Linked DNA regions of Homo sapiens: all the other regions are linked to region 4. Evidence: chromatin contacts called from ENCODE Hi-C or POLR2A ChIA-PET data. All regions are on one chromosome and are shown on one strand. The core of a region is the stretch at or near the end of the contact, and the rest is flanking DNA. Distances in the headings are between cores, read along the strand shown. Region 1 holds the start of NADK (NAD kinase). Region 2 holds the start of MMP23B (matrix metallopeptidase 23B). Region 3 holds the start of CDK11B (cyclin dependent kinase 11B). Region 4 holds the start of AURKAIP1 (aurora kinase A interacting protein 1). Region 5 overlaps SLC35E2B (solute carrier family 35 member E2B).

The links. A loop is a pair of places that touch in the nucleus more often than their neighbours do. ChIA-PET counts read pairs that join two places held with the same protein, here RNA polymerase II (POLR2A). Pooled maps may share reads with other maps.
Region 1: a loop to region 4 is called in a pooled map, with 19 times the contacts of the local background. The contact joins the promoter of NADK here to the promoter of AURKAIP1 in region 4. A Hi-C loop is called at or near these places in 1 of 37 single-sample maps with no recorded cell type and 6 of 50 pooled maps. POLR2A ChIA-PET finds 5 or more read pairs at or near these places in 2 of 52 experiments (GM12878 and naive thymus-derived CD8-positive, alpha-beta T cell).
Region 2: a pooled map shows a loop between it and region 4 (5-fold over the local background). The contact joins the promoter of MMP23B here to the promoter of AURKAIP1 in region 4. A Hi-C loop is called at or near these places in 4 of 50 pooled maps. POLR2A ChIA-PET finds 5 or more read pairs at or near these places in 5 of 52 experiments (B cell, CD4-positive, alpha-beta T cell, CD4-positive, alpha-beta memory T cell and 2 more).
Region 3: a loop to region 4 is called in a map with no recorded cell type, with 26 times the contacts of the local background. The contact joins the promoter of CDK11B here to the promoter of AURKAIP1 in region 4. A Hi-C loop is called at or near these places in 6 of 37 single-sample maps with no recorded cell type and 11 of 50 pooled maps. POLR2A ChIA-PET finds 5 or more read pairs at or near these places in 1 of 52 experiments (H1).
Region 5: a loop to region 4 is called in a map with no recorded cell type, with 8 times the contacts of the local background. The contact joins the enhancer-like site here to the promoter of AURKAIP1 in region 4. A Hi-C loop is called at or near these places in 3 of 37 single-sample maps with no recorded cell type and 2 of 50 pooled maps. POLR2A ChIA-PET finds 5 or more read pairs at or near these places in 2 of 52 experiments (activated CD8-positive, alpha-beta T cell and naive thymus-derived CD4-positive, alpha-beta T cell).

What each region holds. Positions count from the first base shown.
Region 1 is chr1:1,775,831-1,779,882 of GRCh38, forward strand. It overlaps NADK (NAD kinase), which reads right to left and starts at 2,640. Exons shown (of 12, transcript NM_023018.5): 1 at 2,459-2,640. RefSeq lists a silencer at 2,156-3,355.
Region 2 is chr1:1,630,452-1,634,495 of GRCh38, forward strand. MMP23B (matrix metallopeptidase 23B) reads left to right here and starts at 1,722. Exons shown (of 8, transcript NM_006983.2): 1 at 1,722-1,923; 2 at 2,332-2,462; 3 at 2,530-2,669; 4 at 2,737-2,904; 5 at 3,297-3,461; 6 at 3,538-3,648; 7 at 3,751-3,877; 8 at 4,000-4,044. The coding sequence starts at 1,768. LOC124903821 (a long non-coding RNA gene) reads right to left here and starts at 1,335. Exons shown (of 3, transcript XR_007065352.1): 1 at 1,194-1,335; 2 at 1-124. It overlaps MIB2 (MIB E3 ubiquitin protein ligase 2), which reads left to right. Exons shown (of 20, transcript NM_001170687.4): 20 at 1-154. The coding sequence ends at 79. RefSeq lists enhancers at 1-328, 2,429-3,240 and silencers at 1-25, 126-275.
Region 3 is chr1:1,657,754-1,661,903 of GRCh38, forward strand. It overlaps CDK11B (cyclin dependent kinase 11B), which reads right to left and starts at 1,251. Exons shown (of 20, transcript NM_033486.3): 1 at 1,161-1,251. It overlaps SLC35E2B (solute carrier family 35 member E2B), which reads right to left. Exons shown (of 10, transcript NM_001290264.2): 10 at 3,725-4,150. RefSeq lists enhancers at 1,094-1,816, 1,248-1,337, 1,358-1,637.
Region 4 is chr1:1,373,913-1,377,942 of GRCh38, forward strand. AURKAIP1 (aurora kinase A interacting protein 1) reads right to left here and starts at 1,295. Exons shown (of 4, transcript NM_017900.3): 1 at 1,242-1,295; 2 at 793-878; 3 at 88-533. The coding sequence starts at 844. RefSeq lists silencers at 1,036-1,085, 1,106-1,285 and an enhancer at 1,081-1,986.
Region 5 is chr1:1,676,346-1,680,152 of GRCh38, forward strand. SLC35E2B (solute carrier family 35 member E2B) reads right to left here. Exons shown (of 10, transcript NM_001290264.2): 3 at 33-501. The coding sequence starts at 354. Among named protein-coding and RNA genes, the nearest start is that of SLC35E2B, 15 kb to the right of the region's middle. RefSeq lists an enhancer at 1,660-1,709. Within about 2 kb of position 2,551, at least 15 of the 41 ENCODE cell types and tissues checked have a DNase peak (open chromatin) inside an H3K27ac peak, as active enhancers do.

The DNA of each region.
Region 1 (4,052 bases), core at 1,390-3,889, 400 kb after region 4:
ATTGTGGGCCAGGAAAGATTGCAAATGATAAGCCACCAGCACAGAGAGTAGAAATGAAATCCTGGGGTTACAAGCTAAAGCATTACTGACACCCACTTGTCCAGAACGGCTGAAGCTGGGCGGTGACTGTCAACAGGTATATACGGACTAGAAAGTGGAGCTGCTGGAGGAGGCCCTGTACCTTCCTGCCATGACACAGCCTCCCCCCAAGTGCTGGGCTTGTGTGCTCAACACTCCCTCTTGCTGTCATCCTACCACACCTGCAGACTGGAGGTAATCCAGATGCAAGGCCGTCGAGTCCCGCAAACACCCACCTGCCTCTTAATTTTCCAAGTGAGACCTACATTTCCTCAAGCGTGAAGCTCAATAAAATCAACTATTGTTTTCCGTTTTCATCACGAGCGCCACTTTCCCCCTATTTGTTCACCGCCTCCACTCCACAAGAACTGCTCTTGACTTGGCCAACTTTCTGGGACACCCTCACTACAAGGATTTATGAGTCAAACAGGTTTTTGTGCTAGCCTGGAAATCTAACTGCTGACAGCAGTTGTTTCAAGAAGAAAATGCTGTTTTGGAACCAAACAGCAGGCTGCCAACTGAAACAACATAAACCCACCTCCAAGTTCAAATGAAACAAACAAACAAAAAGACTGGTCCAAGTGAGGCAAGCTGTGGTGGCTCACACCTGTAATCCCAGCACTTTGGGAGGCCAAGGTGGGCTGATCACGAGGTCAGGAGTTCGAGACAAGCCTGGCCAACACAGTGAAACCCGTCTCTACTAAAAATACAAAAATTAGCTGAGCGTGGTGGTGGGCGCCTGTAATCCCAGCTACTCAGGAGGCTGAGGCAGGAAAATCACTTGAACCCGGGAGGTGGAGGTTGCAGTGAGCCGAGATTGTGCCACTGCACTCCAGCCTGGGCAACAGAGCTAGACTCTGTCTTAAAAAAAAAAAAAAAAAAAAAAGACTGGTCAAAGTGGCTTACGTCTGTAAGATCAGCACTTTGGGAAGTGGAGGCAGGAGGATCTCTTGAGGCCAGGAGGTTGAGACTAGCCTGGACAACACAGTGAGACTCTATCTCTACAAAAAATTTTATAAATCAGCTAGGTGTGGTGGTGCAGGCCTGTAATCCCAGCTACTCAGGAGGCTGAGGTGGGAGGATCAATTGAGCCCAGGAATTTGAGGTTACAGTGAGCTATAATCATGCCACCATAAACACGCCTGGAGGACAGAGTGAGGCCCTGTTTCTAACATACACACACATATACACACAGAAACATCTCGAGAGGACACCTCCAAATGATGAAGCTATTTTGTTGGGTACTGCGGTGGCACCTGTGATTCCTCAAGTAGCTTGGAATCAGCGTGCTAACACCATAAAGTGGCTGCAAAAGTCCCAGTGAAGTCACTGCTGAGAGCAAACAGGCCTTACAGAGAAGTTCCAAGGGGACAGGAAATTTCCAGAGGCTTGAGAGGACAATGTTCAGGGGAATAAGTACTTGAAGGGAATTATCTAACAAGGTGTTAAAGTAACTAGCTTCTTAGACAAGATGACATCAGGAGGAAAAAAAAACTTATTAAGGCAAACATGTCAGTTTCAGGCCAACTAAGGCTGTCAGAGAGACATGGAACACAAGAAGAGAAGAGTTTTGAAATGTATTCCCATCAAGAGCCAAGAATAATGAACTTTTGAATGTAAAACTTAGTGTGTTCCAAAACAAGAAAGGAAAAATAACTTGTTACTCGGAATCGAAGCCAAAAGGAATCTCATTGCTTGGGGAGGAGGGATGGGAGGGTGGGGGTGGTCCTTGGCCTGGGAAGGAAAACTCCACCAGGCCTTCGGAGCTGGGCACGCCCTGTTCCCACAATTAAGAAAAAAAACGACGACCTAGAGCTCAAGGCCGGTGCTGACATCTGACCTACTGGATGGCAGCCGCCTGTAGGAACATCACCATAGACTATTGGAATTTTCTGGCAAGTACTGGGCACTAAATCAGAGATGTGTTTTTAGAGAATTCCATGCCAATACTGCTGTATAGAATCTTTTATTCATACTTTCCCACTAGGTTTGGGCCCCTCTAAGCTTTCACGAGTCAAAGACCCCTCCTGCTTGCTGAAACCACCCACGGAAGGCCGGACACCGAGGACCTGGCCGCCCAAGCAGAGGCGACTGACAAGCGCGGTCCGGGCTGGACGGCCCCACCTTCCCCGCCCGGGAGAGCCAGGCCGGACAGCGGCCTCCCTCAGACCCGTCCCCAAGGCCGAGCCTCGCCCTGGGCCGTGCTGGTGCCCCATTCGGGACGGAGCGGTGGCCCGTCAGCACTTCCACGGCCTCCTCAGCAGGCCAGATGGGCAGGGCCGGCCTGGTGTCTCCCCGCCTGGCCGCGCGCTCGCGGGCAGCGATGACCCCAGGCAGCGGGCGACCCCAGGCGGACGGCAGGCCGGGTCTGCTCACTCACCGTTCGCTGCCGCGGGCGCCTGCGGGGGCGTCTACATGCCGGACCGAGCCCGCAGGCCCCGCCGCCGCGCCGCCGCCAGCCGTCGCTACCTGGCCCTTGGCGCCCTGGCCGCCTGTTGCCCCATGGCCGCCCGGACCCCGGCGCCGGCGCCGCCGAGCAGCAATGCGCCGCGCCCGCCCACTGCGCAGGCGCACCCGCCACGCATGCGCGCTGCCGCGCACGTGGGGCGTCCCGCGCGTCTGCCGGGTCCCACCGGCGCCGGGACACCCCGCGCGGGCGGGAGGCGGCGGGCGTGGCGGGAAAGAGGCGGGCGGTGGGGAAGAGGGGCGAATCGCGGTGGAGAGCAGTGACCAGGGAGTGGAGGCGGGCAGCGGGGACAGGGGCGGGCGTCCGCGACTCGGGTAGGCGGGGGTCGGCGCCCCGAGGAGGGCGGCCCCCGGCTCCCGTCCCCACTCACCTGCCGCGTCCGGAGGGCGCCCCCGGGTCCGCCCGCCACGTCTACGCCTAGGCGCCCCCGACATTGTGATCCCAGCCCGGCGTCCCGCCCCCAACTCACCGCCACCGCGGGCGGGACCTCCCGGACCACGTGGGCCGGCTCAGGGGAGTGCAGGTGCCCCGCGAGAGCTGGCCCCGCCCGCCGCCGCTTCCCTAATTACCGGGCTGTGACACGGTGTGGGCCGAGCCGGATTTGGGAACCGAAACTTAGAGCAGCTGCGGCAGCGCTGCGCTCCCTCGGGGCTGTCCGTCGGGGCTGGGAGGGCGGCCCTGCGCCTGGGGGAACCGCGATCGGCCTCACGCCCACCTCTAGCGGCCAGGTGCGCCTTGCACGCCCACGAACGTCCTCAGAGGTCTACGCTTGGGATCCCAAGGCTGGCAGTGGAGGGAGGACCCGGTGGCCTGGGGCACCTCTAGGGGGACCAGGGAGCCGTGTTTTGCGCACCCCACAGGCTGGAGGACTCGGGGAGTTGGGGGAGGAGGCCAAAGCCACAGGAGCGGACTTTGTAGTGTTTGTTGGAACTGCGGGTCCCACCCAGCCCGCACTTGCTGAACTGGTGGCTGCTCATCAGCGCCTTCAGGCCTCAAATATCCCAATAATGTGCCCTATACCCAGTTCTCAGCTCTCGAGTCACTGTCAGGTAAACTGGCAATGCACGACCAGCTGCTCTAACCTGCTGGTCCCCCAGGTGCCAGACATTGTTTTGTTTTTCTGAGATAGTGTCTCATTCGTCCCCCAGGCCGGAGTCCAGTGGCGGGCTCACGGCTCACTGCAGCCTTGACCTCTCAGGTGCAAGCGATCCTTCCACTTCAGCTTCCCTAGTAGTTGGGACTACAAGTAGGTCCCGCCACACTCGACTACTTCATTCATATATATATATATTTGTGTGTGTGTGTGTGTGTGTGTGTAGAGATGAGGTTTTACCATTTTGCCCAGGCTGGGTCTCAAACTTCACCCGCCTCGGCCTCCCAAAGTACTAGGATTATAGGCGTAAGCCACTGCACCTGGCCCAGCCATTGTTTTCTGAGGTTCAGTCCCTGTCTATACTTTCTGTGTGATCACCTGGCCCAGGGTCGGTGTGGACCTGAGTCCTCTGCA
Region 2 (4,044 bases), core at 472-2,971, 260 kb after region 4:
CGCCCCCTGCGGCTCCGCGCTCAGCGCCTGCCCCATCTGCCGCCAGCCCATCCGCGACCGCATCCAGATCTTCGTGTGAGCCGCGCCGTCCGCCGCGCCCGAGCTGCCTTCGCGTGCCCCCGCCCTGTGTTTTATAAAAAGAAAGATTCTCGGACGTTGCCTCTGCTGTCTGCCTGGGGGACCGGGCGCCTCTGGGGTCCTCCCCTCGGGACACGCGGGCGAGCCTGGGGGCGAGGGGGGGGGGGCCCTTCCCTGGGTCCGCCCCGCCCGCCCCAGGCTCTCGGGTCCAGACTCCCGCCCGGACTGCGGCCTTCGGGCCAGGACACCCTCCAGGCGCGGGCACGGCCGCCTCCCGCCCCCCAGGCCCGGGTCCGACGGGGCGGGGACTCCTGTGTCTGCCCCCGGGCCCCCCTCGCTCTTCCGTCCTGGGGGCGGCCGCGGGGACTCGCGCTCTGATCCAAGGGGCCCGACACTCCCCAGGGCTGTGGGGTCCCGTCCCAGCAGGGAGTTAGTTGGGGGGCGTCCCAGGCAGGGTCTGGGGGCCGGGCGCACGCAGGCGGGGTGACGAGCTGGGGGGGCGGGGGGCGGTGTCGGAGCAAATACGGCGGCCAGGCCCAGCCTCTCGCGCTTTCCAAGAACCGCCCGCGGCCGCCGCCAGCTGCTTGGCGCTGACCCCGTTGGCCGGGCTGCCGTCACCCTGGGCCCGACGCCGGCGCGGAAAACGGGGAGGGACGAGACAGACACAGGCCGGTCTGGCTCGGAATCTCCTGCTCCTCTGCCCAATCCCCCACCCCCGCCCCGCGGGACGCCGGTGCCCGGTCTCGGTCCCAGCCCAGAGCCGCTCGCGCCTGGACGCCGGCCGCCCCGTCGAACCTTTGGGTCTCCGAGCTCCCCGCCCCCGCCCCCAATCAGGACCGGTCCAGACCTCCAGGCCCGGCGCTTAGCTCCGTTTCCCGTCCCTCCCGTCTCCCTCTCCCCTTTGCTGGGGCCTAGCCGGGGATTTAGGAGCCACACACCCTCCACCTCACGCGCTACCCTCCACGGGGCTTCCCGCAGCCAGGGCCCGCCCCTTCCCGGCTCCCCGGGAGACCCTGGCAAGTTCCCTCCCTCCGCCCCGCAACCTGGCACCCTCCGCGGCCCTTGCCTACCCACGCACCCCCTCCCCGCCTCCCCCTCCACCGCCCCATACTCACTGCCACGTCCCCATCCGGCCATCCCCTCCCAGCTCTCGGGGACACTGTCAGGCGAGCGACGCGTCTCCTGCGGCCCAGCTCAGCTGCCTGGGCCAGGATGGAGACTCCGCTCATGTGGGGCTCAGGGGTTTTTTGAGGATTCCATTTGGGAAAAAAGCCACCAGATCACTCACTGCCCAGCAGTGGGGGCTTGGGGACCCCCACTGCTACCCTTTCCTAAGCGGGAGCCCTGGCGCTGCCCTTCCCGGGCTGCCTGGGGCCCTCTTCGCTCCCCCCTCCGAGGACCCCGCCCAGCAGGCCATGCCCAGGCCTCTGCCCCTGGCCCACGGGACGCGGGTCCCCATGCCCCCGGCTGGAGACAGCAGGCAGCTCGGCCAACGGACGGGCCAGCTGGTTCCCTTCAGGGGCAGCCTTGCCCCCTCTCCCGCCCCGTCTCCCTCCCCCCCACCACACCGGGCTGTAACCCGAGCCGCCGAGCCACTGCCTCCCCTCCGGATCCTCCCCGGAGGCTCTGCGGCCCGGGCCCCCGCGCCTTGCTGCCCCATGCAGCCCTGAGCCCCACAGCAAGTCTGCCATGGGCCGCGGGGCCCGTGTCCCCTCGGAGGCCCCGGGGGCAGGCGTCGAGCGCCGCTGGCTTGGAGCCGCGCTGGTCGCCCTGTGCCTCCTCCCCGCGCTGGTGCTGCTGGCCCGGCTGGGGGCCCCGGCGGTGCCGGCCTGGAGCGCAGCGCAGGTGAGCGGCGGGGGGGAGGCCAGGTGCCGGGTTGGGGGGGTCCTCACGTCTGTGGGTCTGGTCTATCGGGGGGCCCGCAGGACGTGTGCGGGGTGTGCGGGGTGTTTGAGGGTCCGGATGTGCGTCCCGAGGTCGGAGGGTTGGACGCCCCTGTGTCCAGTTGTTGGGAGGGGTGGGAGGCCTCGCCCTGCTGTTCAGCCCCTTCCCCTCCACTGGGCCGCGTTCCCAGGGACGTGCAACAGGGCGCTCAGGTTAGGAGACCCGAAACCACAGGCAGACAGGACCCGCCACGCCCGCTCCCAGCCCTGGGCACCCCCACCCCCGTTTCCTTCCAGTCCATTTTCCGCGGCAGTTTTTGGTCCTGGGGACCGTCACCGATGCCTCCCACGCACGCTTTCTTCCCTGAAGGGAGACGTCGCTGCGCTGGGCCTCTCGGCGGTCCCCCCCACCCGGGTCCCGGGCCCACTGGCCCCCCGCAGACGCCGCTACACGCTGACTCCAGCCAGGCTGCGCTGGGACCACTTCAACCTCACCTACAGGTGCGCCCTGGCTGGGCCCCGGGGGAGGGGGCGCGGCCGGCGCCCGCTGAGCTCACTCTCCCTGCAGGATCCTCTCCTTCCCGCGGAACCTGCTGAGCCCGCGGGAGACGCGGCGGGCCCTAGCTGCCGCCTTCCGCATGTGGAGCGACGTGTCCCCCTTCAGCTTCCGCGAGGTGGCCCCCGAGCAGCCCAGCGACCTCCGGATAGGTGGGCGCCCGCCCCCGCCCCGGCCCGGCCCTGCGCGCCCGGCCTCTCAGCCCCGTGCTCCCCCCAGGCTTCTACCCGATCAACCACACGGACTGCCTGGTCTCCGCGCTGCACCACTGCTTCGACGGCCCCACGGGGGAGCTGGCCCACGCCTTCTTCCCCCCGCACGGCGGCATCCACTTCGACGACAGCGAGTACTGGGTCCTGGGCCCCACGCGCTACAGCTGGAAGAAAGGTGACCGTCCAGGCTGGCCTCCTGGAGGCCTCTCCTCTGCAGCACAGTGGGCTGCCGCGGTCGGGCTTTGGGGCAGACGGCAGGAGGGACCTTCCGGGGTGGTGGCTGCCACTGGAGTCTAGCAGGCAAGGAGGGGAGCCCGTGGGAGCCCCCATCCCGGCAGCCCTGAACTCCCTTTCCCATCCCCCTGCGCCTCTGGAGCGGGAGCTGGAGCTGCATTCCTGGGGGCCGAGCTCACCGCCTGGGCCCAGAACATTCTTATCTTTCCGTGGCTGCGGCCGAGGGCGGCTCCGCGGCTGCGCTCCAGCAGATACACCGGGCCTCGGGGAGCTGGCCCACGGGCGGCGGGGCTGGGCCCGGGGCTCCCAGGCGCTGACCCCCGGGGCCCGCAGGCGTGTGGCTCACGGACCTGGTGCACGTGGCGGCCCACGAGATCGGCCACGCGCTGGGCCTGATGCACTCACAACACGGCCGGGCGCTCATGCACCTGAACGCCACGCTGCGCGGCTGGAAGGCGTTGTCCCAGGACGAGCTGTGGGGGCTGCACCGGCTCTACGGTGAGTCCCTTTGTCGGGCGGGAGGGCGGGGACCGGGCGGTCCTGAGCCAGGCCGTGCTCCCCACGCTCCCGATAGGATGCCTCGACAGGCTGTTCGTGTGCGCGTCCTGGGCGCGGAGGGGCTTCTGCGACGCTCGCCGGCGGCTCATGAAGAGGCTCTGCCCCAGCAGCTGCGACTTCTGCTACGGTGATGCCCACGGGGCCGGGACAGGGCTGCGTGGGAGCTGGGCCTTGGCCATGGTCGGGGCTGAGGGGGCACTGACGGGGCTCTTTCCCCCACCCGGAGCAGAATTCCCCTTCCCCACGGTGGCCACCACCCCACCGCCCCCCAGGACCAAAACCAGGCTGGTGCCCGAGGGCAGGAACGTGACCTTCCGCTGCGGCCAGAAGATCCTCCACAAGAAAGGGAAAGTGTAGTGAGTGAGCGCCCCGGGCGGTCCTCGGGGTGGGCAGCCCGCGGGCGGCCTTGGGGCAGGGGTGCGGGGCAGGCAGCCGGGGGGGGGGCTGTGCCTGCAGGAGACGCCCCGCCCCCCTGCAGCTGGTACAAGGACCAGGAGCCCCTGGAGTTCTCCTACCCCGGCTA
Region 3 (4,150 bases), core at 1-2,500, 280 kb after region 4:
CCCAGTGTGGTGGCGCGTGCCTGTATTCCTAGCTACAGGAAGGAGGCTGCTAGAGGCAGGAGGATCACTTGAATCAGAGAGGTCAAGGCTGCAATGAGCCAAGACTGCGCCACTGCACTCCAGCCTAGATAACAAAGTAAGACTTGGTTAAAAAAAAAAAAAAAAAAAAAAAAGTAAGCTCTAGGCTGAGGCGGGTGGATCACAAGGTCAGGAGGTCAAGACCAGCCTGGCCAACACGGCGAAAACCCTGTCTCCACTAAAAATACAAAACTTAGCTGGGCGTGGTGGCGGGTGCCTGTAATCCCAGCTACTCGGGAGGCCGAGGCAGCAGAATCGCTTGAATCCGAAAGGCGGAGGTTCCGGTGAGCCGAGGTCGCGTCACTGCACTCCAGCAAGACCCCGTCTCAAAAAAAAAAGAAAAAAAAACAAGAATGATAAGTTGTAAGCCAGGCAAGGTGGCGAGCGCCTGTAGTCCCATATACTCTGCAAGCTGAGATGGGAGACCGATTGAGCCCAGGAGTTCCAGGCTGAAGTGCGCTTGTGAACAGCCACTGCGCTGCAGCATGGGCGACAAAAAAGAGTGATGGGTTCTGAAAAATGACCGCTTGAAATCAAGTCTCGTTTCTGTCATTCTTGTATGGTCTTGGGTAACGTAATTCACCTCAGTTTAGTCTTCCGTACAACCAGAATAACAACACCTACGTGATAGTATCGATCGCGGATTAAAGATCATCCGTTTAAAGGCTCTTAACTCAGGACCTGCCACTCATCAAACACTGCTTTTACTGTCAGAATCTGCTAGAAAGACCGCTTGGACTACGTGAAGCCACTAGCACACTGGACAGCTGCACCTTGAGACCGGGGAGATGCTCCGAGATGTGCTCGCGAACAAGGCCACCTGACCCGGGCACTGGGCTATTTCCTCGGGTTCAGTCCCGCACACTTGAGGTTCAGCCTGGCAGACGTTGGCTCCAGACAGCGTTTGGACCCGCCGCCTCCACCACCCAAAGTTCCGTGCGGGATGAGACTGTCCGCGGAAGCGAGGGTGTCGCTCGCCCCCGGGCCCGGGTCCGCCCCGCTCCGAGGCCTGCTCGGAAGAAAGACCTCGGTGCGCAGTTCTCCTCGCGCTCCCACACCTGGTCCGCCCAGTCGGAACTCACCCCTACGCCGCCGCCGCTGCCGCCGCCGCCGCCGCCGGTCCCGGAGCCAGAGAAGAAACAGCAACCGGCGCGCGCCAAAAGTATCGTCACTTCCTGTATTGGCGCGTAATGATGATATAATAGCCGACCTCCGGCCCAGAACTCGAGACAACGACAGGGGCTCGCTCTGTGCGGCACTTCCTGTGTCTGCGCGGGATGATAACGCATAAAACAGCGCTTGCTCAGGTCCAGGACGCCAGAAGAAACAGCCCGGTGAGCGCACTTCCGACTTCGGCGCGGGCTGTGACGCAGGAATCGGGACTCCGGAGGAGCGACGCCCACTTTTGGAGCAGTTTGCGCCTGCGCGGAACGCGTGGCCGGCTTCCGGAATCCTACCGGGACTTTTCCGGTAGCGAAGCCCGCGCCTGTGCCAAGGCTTGCGAGCAGAATGCCTTCGCGATGGACGCCCGCATTCCACCCCCTTGACCGCTGGGACCCCTAGTGGCGGGTGGGTGGAGCGCGCTCCATTTACCTGCTGGTTACCTCGTGAGGCGCCTCAGGTCTGTGTGTCTTGTAAAGGCCGATCTCGGAATTTAACTCTGAACCTTACTCAGAAACAGGGCAGGGAGAGCTCTTACGATGTGATTTTATTTTATTTATTCATGTATTTACTTTTGAGTCGGAGCCTTGCTCTGCCGCCCAGGTTGGAGTGCAGTGGCGTGGTCTTGGCTCACTGCAGCCTCCTCCCGGGTTCAAGGAATTTTCCTGCCTCAGCCTCCCGAGTAGCTGGAACCACAGGCCCGCGCCACCACGCCCGGCTAATTTTTATATTTTTGGTAGAGACGAGGTTTCGCCATATTGGCCAGGCTGGTCTCGAACTCCTGACCTCAAGTGATCCGCCCGCTTCGTCCTCCTAAAGTGCTGGGATTACAGGCGTGAGCCACCGCGCCCGGCCTTTTACAATGTGATTTTGAAGCTGACACTGGCAGTGGGTCCTCAAAGTGCAGACTCACTGGGTATGGTGCTTCCCCCAACTCCCAGGGCCCCACTCCAAACCCATGGATTCAGAGCATTGCAGGAGAAGAGGATAAAACGAGCAATTAATTCCCTTTCCATATGTCAGGTTTTCCTCTTGACTTGAAAAGTCACAGAAAAATGCTTTAGACATCTGAATCTCAGGAAACAAACAATGGAAGATAAACATCCGCATTTACTGGGCCTGAAATGGGAAAATGAAAGATGTGGCAAGAAACTGACAAGGGCCCAAGAAGGGCGATGGGTATCGGAATTTTTTTCATCCCGGAATGAAATGCTGCTTGCTTTGTGTACCCAAGCTCTTTTTTTATTTTTATTTTTTTGAGACGGAGTCTCGCTCTGTTGCCCAGGCTGGAGTGCAGTGGCGCGATCTCGGGTCACTGGAAGCTCCGCCACCCGGGTTCACGCCATTCTCCCGCCTCCACTCCATTCGCCCGCATTAGGCTCCTGAGTACCTGTGACTACAGGCGCCTGCCACCATGCCCGGCTAATTTTTTTTTTATTTTGGGTAGAGACGGGGTTTTACCGTGTTAGCCAGGATGGTCTCAATCTCCTGACCTCGTGATCAGCCTGCCTCTGCCTCCCAAAGTGCTGGGATTACAGGCGTGAGCCACCGCGCCTGGCCTCCCCCAAGCTCTTAATGTTGCTTCCTGAGTTCTTGGTAACTGGGGAAATCTCCCTATTTTTTTATTTTTATTTTTTTTTGAGACGGAGTCTTGCTCTGTCGCCCAGGCTGGAGTGCAGTGGCGCAATCTCGGCTCACTGCAAGCCCCACCTCCCGGGTTCAACGCCATTATCCTGCGAGCCTCAGCCTCCCGAGTAGCTGGGACTACAGGCGTCCACCACTACGCCCGGCTAATTTTTTTGTGTTTTTAGTTGAGATGGGGTTTCACTGTATTAGCCAGGATGGTCTTGATCTCATGACCTTGTGATCTGCCTGCCTTGGCCTCCCAAAGGGTTGGGATTACAGGCGTGAGCCACAGCACGTTTTTTTCTGTTTTGAGAAAAAGTCTCGCTGTGTCACCCAGGCTGGAGTGCAGTGGCACAATTTTGGGTAACTGCAGCCTCCGCCTCCTGGGTACAAGTGATTCTCCTGCCTCAGCCTCCCGAGTAGCTGGGATTATAGGCGTGCGCCACCACACCTGGCTAACTTTTGTATTTTTAGTAGCGACAGGATTTTGCCATGTTGGCCAGGCTGGTCTTGAACTCCTGACCTAAAGTATCTGCCCACCAGCCTCCCACAGTGCTGAAATTATAGTCATGAGCCACCGTGCCCGGCCAAAAATCTCCAGTTTACCCTTCCTTTGTGAAATCTGTGAGTACCCAAATGCAGCCACTCATGTCAAACCCTAACAAAATCGACCCCAGAGCCCACGAGGAGGGGGTGGCCTCGCACTTGCGCTTGATAGGAGCTGCCACAAAGGCCTTTCCCAACCAGAACTTTGGGTTCAGCCACTTCTGTGAAGAGCCTCTTTGCTAGCAACAGCCAGCCCCACCGGTGAACAAAGTAGCATGAACACCAGAGTTCCACAAGGAAGAAAACAAAGCAGTCCATATTTAACATTTATTTTACTTTGCTGAGCAAGAATCATAGACAGCTACTACCACGGCTGCTTCGTTTGGACAAAAATAACGAGGAGGCATCCACGGGATTAGTTACACGGTATCAACTTACCACCACAGCAGAATCAACAGTGACTCGCTAATTAACAGAACCGTTTGCTAGAAAGCACTAATCTAGTTATATAAATACTGAAATAGGTCACATGCAAAACACTATAAACGTTTTGTGTGATGTACTTTTAGTTCTCCATAGTTTTGTTTGGTATAAAGGAAATATAATTTGGCTGTGACGTAGACTGTTGATGTAATTTTCAAGTTTTCCTGTATGGGGAAAGTTGCCCTGACTGTGGCCCTTTTCAAGGTGGAGCCTCCAACACCACGTTGGCAGATTCAGACTCCGTGAACAGTCTAAA
Region 4 (4,030 bases), core at 45-2,544:
CAGAGAGAGGGACCGCCAAGTAATTCGTGGCAAAGAAACGTGTTCTCAGCACTTTGCCCTCCCAGGGCCAAGCAGGGGGCCACTCACCTGCTTGCGTCTCAGGCGTCCCTCCTGGACCTTCCTCCGCAGGAACCGCGTCTTCTTCACCAGCTTCCGGTACTTGTGGTGGTTCATCTTCCGCCGGCGGATCTTCAGCACGTTTTTGCACTGAATTTGAGGCGCATCCGCGACGCCTTCATCCCCCTGCTCGGCCCCTTCCCCTATCTGGCTGGGCGGACACTGGTAGGATTGCGGTGGAGCCACAGTCCCTGCGGTCCCGGTATCCAGTCTGGGCAGGAAGCAGCGGGCCGTGAGCCAGCTCTCCAGGGGGCTGACGGACATCTTCCTGGGGACCAGCATCTCCTCCAGCTCCAGCTGGGCCCCCTTGCGAGGGAGAGAGGCCGCCCTACCTGGGCCGGCCGGCGATGTGCTGTAAAGGGGCCCGCAGACCCGGCTGCCCAGCACTCCAGAGACGGGCCAAGGCGGGCGGCCGCCTGCAGAAAACCAGACGCCACGGTCACCGCTCGCGAGACCACACAGGCCCGTCGGGTTGAGGAGCAGCAGGTTCGTCCCAGCGAGGATCCCCCGCACCTCATTCCTGGCCTGAACCCCTGAGGTTCCCTCTGTGAGCATCGGAAGCTTAGAGGGGAAAGAGTGTGTGTGTGGCCACCGGCCCTGCCCCAGCGGAGCTGCTGAGACCCGCACTCCTAACCAGGTGTGCATCCTCCCATCCGCCCCCGCGCGGCTTCCTACCTGCCCAAGGAACGGCCCTCAACAGCTGGGAAGTCAGGCGCCCCAGGAGCATGGTCTGTGGGCGGCGGCCACAGGTCCCAGGGGAGCTGGAACACAAGTGCCCGTTCAGGTCAGGCGGCAGCGCCTTCAGTAGTCGCGGGCGGGCCGGGACTGGGGCGTCTGGTCCCGCCGCGACCCTCGCTTCCCTTCTCCCTCCGCCACCCCAACCCACAAGGAGGACTTTGCTTCCAACACAGCTCGCGCCCCGAGGCTCCCAAGCCCCCGACGCGGGCGGTGTCGCGCTCGGACGCACCGAAAGGTCCCAGAACGGGGAGGCCGGCCCCCTCCCCGGGTTCACCCCCGCGCGAATCGCGTTGCCTGGCGCCCGGACCCTCTCGGCTGGACCCCGGGCCCGCCTGCCGCAGCGCCCGGCGCCCTCAGGCCTCCCGCTGACCCTTCCCAAGCCCGACCTCGACGCGGCTCAAATTGACCGTTCTGCGGCCGCCCTCGGGCACTTCCGGTCCGTCCCCAAGTCGGCCCCGATCGGCAGCGGCCACCCGGCGGTTCCTACGCACAGCGCCCGCTGGCGTCCTCGCGGCCCCCGATTCTGCATTGGCTCAGGCCCCGCCGGGCCCGAAAGGCGACGGTTTCCGGTTAGTGGAATCACGGTCCCAGTCCTCGCGCGGTTCCTCAGCTCCGCCTGGTCCCTTACGGAGGCAAAAAACTACATTTCCCACAATCCCAGGGGGTGCGGGCCCTGGATATACCCGCAGGTCCAGAATCGTTTCCGGACCACCCAGGGGCCGGATTCCCAACGGGCCGACGGAAGTGCGGGCTCAAGACTACGGAAGTGACGTATCTGGCAACGGAAGTGGAGTTACGTGGAAGGCGGAAGCGTCTAGAGCTATTTCCCCCGTTTTTGCTAGAGACCAAGGACCCGGAATAAGCACTGAGCCTGCGGTACCGGGCCTCCCCGACTCCTCATTCCTGGGGTTAAAAAAAAAAAAATAAGACGCAGGCTGGGCGCGGTGGCTCAGGCCTGTAATCCCAGCACTTTGGGAGGCCGAGGCTGGTGGATCACCTGAGGTCAGGAGTTCGAGACCAGCATGGCCAACATGGTGAAACCCCGTCTCTACTAAAACTACAAAAATTAGCCTAGCGTGGTGGCAGGCGCCTGTAATCCCAGCTACTCGGGAGGCTGAGGCAAGAGAATCGCTTGCGCCCAGGAGGCAGAGGTTGCGGTGAGCCGAGATCGCACCACTGCACTCCAGTCTGGGTGACATAGATCCTGTCTCAAAAAAATAAATAAATAAATAAAATAAAAATCAGACTCACACTTTTTGTCTGAGAACTAAAAGCAGCCTCTCTGGTGGATTGGGTTTGGCTGAGCCCCTAATGATGCTCCCCAGAGTAGGCGCTGCCAACGTGTAGCTTCACCTTTCTACTCCAGACAGGCCCCTTTGACCTCCGTGAGGTTGGCTAATATAGAGACCCCAGCATGGACTTGCAGGGGCGCCTGGTGGGAGAGGGGTGTGGAGCAGAGCCTGCTGGGCCTGCTCGGAGACTTGCCTTGCAGGAGGGTCTTCCAGGGACGCTTAGCAGGAAGTGGAAAGGCCAGGTCATCTGCCGGGCCCAGCCTGGCTAAGCAGTGAGTGACAGGTAGGATAGGCCAGTGTGAGGACATAAAGTTCAGGCTCCAGGCCCACCTCTACAACTGAGGTCCCCAGATGACTCTACGTTACCCCTCAGAGGGGCTACTTGGGACTCCAAGCAGGAAGGTTTACGAACGTTATTTGCGGGCCCGCCCTTCACCCCTGCTGCACAGCTTCCCCTAGTGGATTTGGCCGTAAATGAGCAGACTGGTGCCTCCAGAGCAGCCCTCACCTTGGTGCCCCTGTGTTTGTCTTCACCCGGCTGGGGTCCAGGGAGATGCAAAGAATCCATCAGAGAACAGGTGAGCATGTTGAGAAGAACCAGAGAACCAGAAATAACCTGGGCTGGCAACCTTGGCCTTCAGGCTTCTGAGGCATTGACGTGCAGATATAAGTACCTCCCCTGAGTTAGGGACTGGTAGAAGAAACGGGATGTGGACATTTCAGTCTGAGAAAGTCTTGAGGAGCAGGATGAACCAGGGTGTCCTTCCCCCTCTCAGGAAGTAATTTCAGGGAGGTGAAGTGAGGAAGACCACTCTGTTGGGGTCCCTGTACCCAATAGGCTCCAGGCCAAAAGGGAAAGGTCCCAGCTAGAGCAGGACCCAGCTGCTACAAGGCTGGGGAATTATCATTCAGCTACAGGAGCTGCATGGAGCCGGCCCGGGAGGCTTGCAGACAGTGGCCACCCCGATGAATGCCCGGGCCAGACCTGACTGGCTGCCGCCCACAGGAGTGGCAGGAACACTTGTTGGAAGCGCCAGATGCTTGTGTGAGCAGAGCTGCCAAGCTAGATGAGCTGGAACTAGACTAGGAAGATCAATCCTTTACAAACATCTGAGGAAGAAAAAATGCAGTGGAAGAATCGGGGAGGGTGCATGGGTTATGATTCCTAATTTTTAAACAAAGGAACTCTAGTCTCTCAAGGGAAGTACACAGTTGCTGCACATACCTGTTTTCCCCAAAATACCCATTTGTCTTCAGGAAAGTTTTTCTTTAGAAACTTCAGAATTTTGGTCGGGCAGAGTGGTTCACACCTGCCTGTAATCCCAGCACTCTGAGAGGTCGAGGCGGGCATACTGTCTGAAGTCAGGAGTTCGAGACCAGCCTGGCCAACATGGCGAAACCCCATCTCTACCAAAAATACCAAAAAAAAAAAAAAAATTAGTTGGGTGTGGTGGTGCACACCTGTAGTCCCAGCTACTCCGGAAGCTGAGGCAGGAGAATCTTTTGAACCTGTGAGGTGGAGGTTGCAGTGAGCCGAGATCGTGCCAATGCACTCCAGCCTGAGTGATAGAGCGAGACTCTGACTCAAAAAAAAGGTGGGCATGGTGGCACAGACCTGTAGTCCCAGCTCCTCAGGACTGGGTCGAGGGCAGAGTGGCCAGACGCGACAGCGTATACTGGGGGAAAGACATATTGGCGACCCAGCGCACATCTGCCTATAATACTTAAATAATCTTAAGATCGTGGATAATAGTGATCTTATTAAAATATGAAACTATGGGTTTTCAGTATTTCCTTTTATTAGCATAATTTAACCATAAATGTATCTGATTTATAAATAATGGCTGTGTAGCAGTTGGTGTACAAAACTCCTGAAAGCTTAA
Region 5 (3,807 bases), core at 1,301-3,800, 300 kb after region 4:
CCGGCTTCCACCCTGCCCGAGCCGCCGCCTACCTAGCATGCTGGGCTCGCCTCCCAGCAGGGACAGGATGTACTTGTTGAGGAAGAGCGTGCAGAAGCTGAAGAAGAACCACAGCGTGAGGTAGAGCAGCGCCCGCGAGCTCCACACACCCAAGTCTGACTCGATGACCGTGGTCTCCGTGATGGTGACGGTCAGTACGTTCTCATCTGTGCCGCCGTCGCTCTTGGCAAAAACAATCTTCTCACTTCGGTGACCAAACAGAGAGCCCCAGCTGAGAGGCGACCTGCCTTTCGGCTTCTCTTCGGAGCCAGGAACCAGCTCTTCCAGTGCTGGGGTTTTCACCGAGGACGACATGCTGAAGCCACAGCCACGAACGATTTTACCTCCAGGCTGGGCAGCATGGGTCACCGTGACCGCCCGGGGGTGGGGCCGCAGCAGGGACTCCGGGCGCCAGGAACGAGGCCACCAGGGCCTCTCCCAGGCAAAGCGCAGAAGCAGACGCTAAAATATTAAGAAAAGGAAACACATCACCCGTTTTGAACATTTAATGTCCTCAAAGGTTTCAACCACCAATTTAAAATCACTTTGAAAATGCAATTGGGCCGGGCACGGTGGCTCACACCTGTAATCCCAGCACTTTGGGAGGCCGAGGCAGGTGGATCACCTTAGGTCAGGAGTTCGAGACCACCCTGGCCAACATGACGAAACCCCGTCTCTACTAAAAATATAAAAACTAGCAGGGCATGGTGGCCGGCGCCTGTAATCCCAGCTACTCGGGAGGCTGAGGCAGAAGAATTGCTTGAACCCAGGAGACGGAGGTTGCAGTGAGCCGACATGATACCACTGCACTCCAGCCTCAGTGACAGAGTGAGACTCTGTCTCAAGAAAAGAAAAAAAGAAAATGCAATCGTTCACTGTCCAAAGATTTTTAGCAATTGAATCCCGTTTTTCTCTGCGCGTGTTGGCGGATCCTTGCTCTTGAGAGACGGTCTCCTGGCACACTTGACTGTCGTCCTGGCAGACCTGGGGCTGTGGGTCCTTCACGCCCTGCCTGGCAGCTGCACCTTCTCGATGGGCTTTGTGGCTGCCGCTGTCGGGTGCCCAGGACTAATTCCATGCTACTTTCTTTTTCCTTTTTTTTTTTTTTTTTGAGACGGAGTATTGCTCTGTCGCCCAGGCTGAAGTGCAGAGGCGTGATCTGGGCTCACTGCAAGCTCCGCCTCCCGGGTTCTCGCCATTCTCCTGCCTCAGGCTCCCGAGTAGCTGGGACGACAGGCGTCCGCCACCACGTCCGGCTAATTTTTTGTAATTTTTTTTTTTTTAGTAGAGACGGGTTTTCACCGTGTTAGCCAGGATGGTCTCGATCTCCTGACCTCGTGAACCGCCCACCTCGGCCTCCTAAAGTTCCATGCTACTTTCTAGACAGACTCCGTGGTATAAAACCACACTTACACCCGCTTCACGCTCAGGCGACTGTGGCTTCGGGGCGAGACACCCCCTCCCTTCCCACGAGCTCCAGGAAGGTCAGAACAGCCGTTTCCTCCTGAGGTCCAGTGGGAATCATCCCCCCAGCTGGGGCTTTGCACAGACGCCACTGTGACTCCGCAGCACCGAGACCCCACCTCCCCCAGGTCTCAATCCCAGCGCTCAGGCAGCCCGATTTCCTGTTTCTCACACCTGGGTTTCTCTTCCTGCTTCGGGGGAGGCTGTGCATCTGAAGGGGCGCCCATCCTGTCTCACCAAGGCGCTCTGGGAGCGTGTGGTGCCGGCCGTGCTGCCCGACCCAGTACCCCTCCTCGTCTCACTTCTCCCCCGGGAAACTGGGGTTCCCACCTCATTCGTGACCTCCTTCTGTGTTTATGTTTATGCACTTGCGTGCGTGCCATATGTATACATAAATATTCTGTGTTCACACTGAGGGACGCACGCCACCCCCTCCCCCATGAAGACCTCGCCTGGGTGCTCAGGCCGGCCTCTCCCCCAGCTCACCTGCCCAGCAGTGCTCAGAGGTGCCTGAAACTTGGCCTCCCCATACCCGGGAACAGGCGCTTCTGCCCTCTCCCCAGTGGCGGCAATGCCAGGGCCTCTGCAGCCTTCCTCTCTCTCCTCCCCTCCCCCTGCTGTGTGTGTCTGTGCACCCAGGTCTCCCCGTCTGCCCATCACACCGCCAGCTCAGTGCCACCCAGACGCTCCCAGGCCACCCATGTGTGCCCTGACCCCTCGGTGCACCAGGACAGCTGCCTCCAAGGGCACCCCAGGCCTCAGTGAGGAGAAGGCCGACCCCTCCACCAGTTCCCACAGCCTCGGAATAACAAAGGACTCATCCACTCCTCGGGCCACTGACAGTGCCAGATCTCCACAAAGACACCATTCCCTTCTTCCTGTTCAGCAGCACAGTCCCACTGCTTAGCCTGGGGTGACAACAAGCTGGGAGCTAAACCTCCATGGGCTGCAGCCTCCCTGGAGCTAGGACTGGCTGGGCCCTGAGCCAGGGAGCTAGGAGACTTTGTGCCAGTTTCCCGGACTGATGGGCCCTGGCTGGGGGTGGAGCAGCTACCTGGCTTTCCTGAGGTGAAAATCCAACAACAAAGGGTGCGGCAGAGCAAAAGGACAGAGCACTCGCGACAGGGCTCCGCAAGGCAGGGGTGGAGCTCATGGCAGGCGTGGATCTCACTCCCCACCTCACTAGGCCTCACGGCCCTTGACCTCTCCCTCCCACCTCGAAGGCTGCCCCCTGGCTGGGGACGCTGTCACAGCACCCGCTACACAGGCTCTGCCACCACCAGCGAGTTTCTAAAACCAAATTCATTTACATGGCAAGGAGGCCACGCTCAAGAAACCCCTCCAGGAGCAAGGAACAGCACGTGGGCTCGGGCGTGTGCAGACGACGCCAGTCACGTCCCACCTGACGTCGAGGCAAACCTGGAATTCAAAAGGCAAGCATCTCCCTCTTGCCAGAACAGTCTGTCCACTTAGCTTCCCTCTGAGAAACTCACAGCATCCCAGGCAAAACTGCTCCCCGCAATGAGGACCCCCATTCCCCTTCTCTGCTGACACTGTGCTCCAAGAAGCCTGTGGGACCCACACAAGCAGCCCAGTCCCCACCCTAATGTTTGCTCACAATTAGTGGAAACAAAAAAACAGAAATCACACTTCACTGACGCTGCCGTTCTCTGTACATCAAGAACTTAAGGTTCTGGGCCAGGCGCCGTGGCTCACACCTGGAATCCCAGCACTTTGGGAGGCCAAGGTGGGCGGATCACCTGAGCTCAGGAGTTCATGACCAGCCTGGCAAACACAGCAAAACCCCGTCTCTACTAAAAGTACAAAAAAAAAATCAGCCGGGTGTGGTGGCTGGCACCTGTAATCCCAGCTACTCGGGAGGCTGAGGCAGGAGAATCACTTGAACCTGGAAGGCAGAGCTTGCAGTGAGCTGAGATCGCGCCATTGCACCCCAGCCTGAGCAACAGAGCGAGACTCCCGTCAAAAAAAAAAAAAAAAAAAATGCTGGGCGCGATGGCTCACACCTGTAATCCCAGCACTTTGGGAGGCCGAGGAGGGTGGATCATGAGGTCAGGAGTTCAAGACCAGCCTGACCAACGTGGAGAAACCCCGTCTCTACTAAAAATACAAAATTAGCCGGGCGTAGTGGATGCCTGTAATCCCAGCTACTCAGGAGGCTGAGGCAGGAGAATCGCTTGAACCCGGGAGGCGGAGGTTGCGGTGAGCCGAGATCACACCGTTGTACTCCAGCCTGGGCAACAAGAGTGAAACTCCGTCTCAAAAAAAAAAAATTTTTTTTTAATG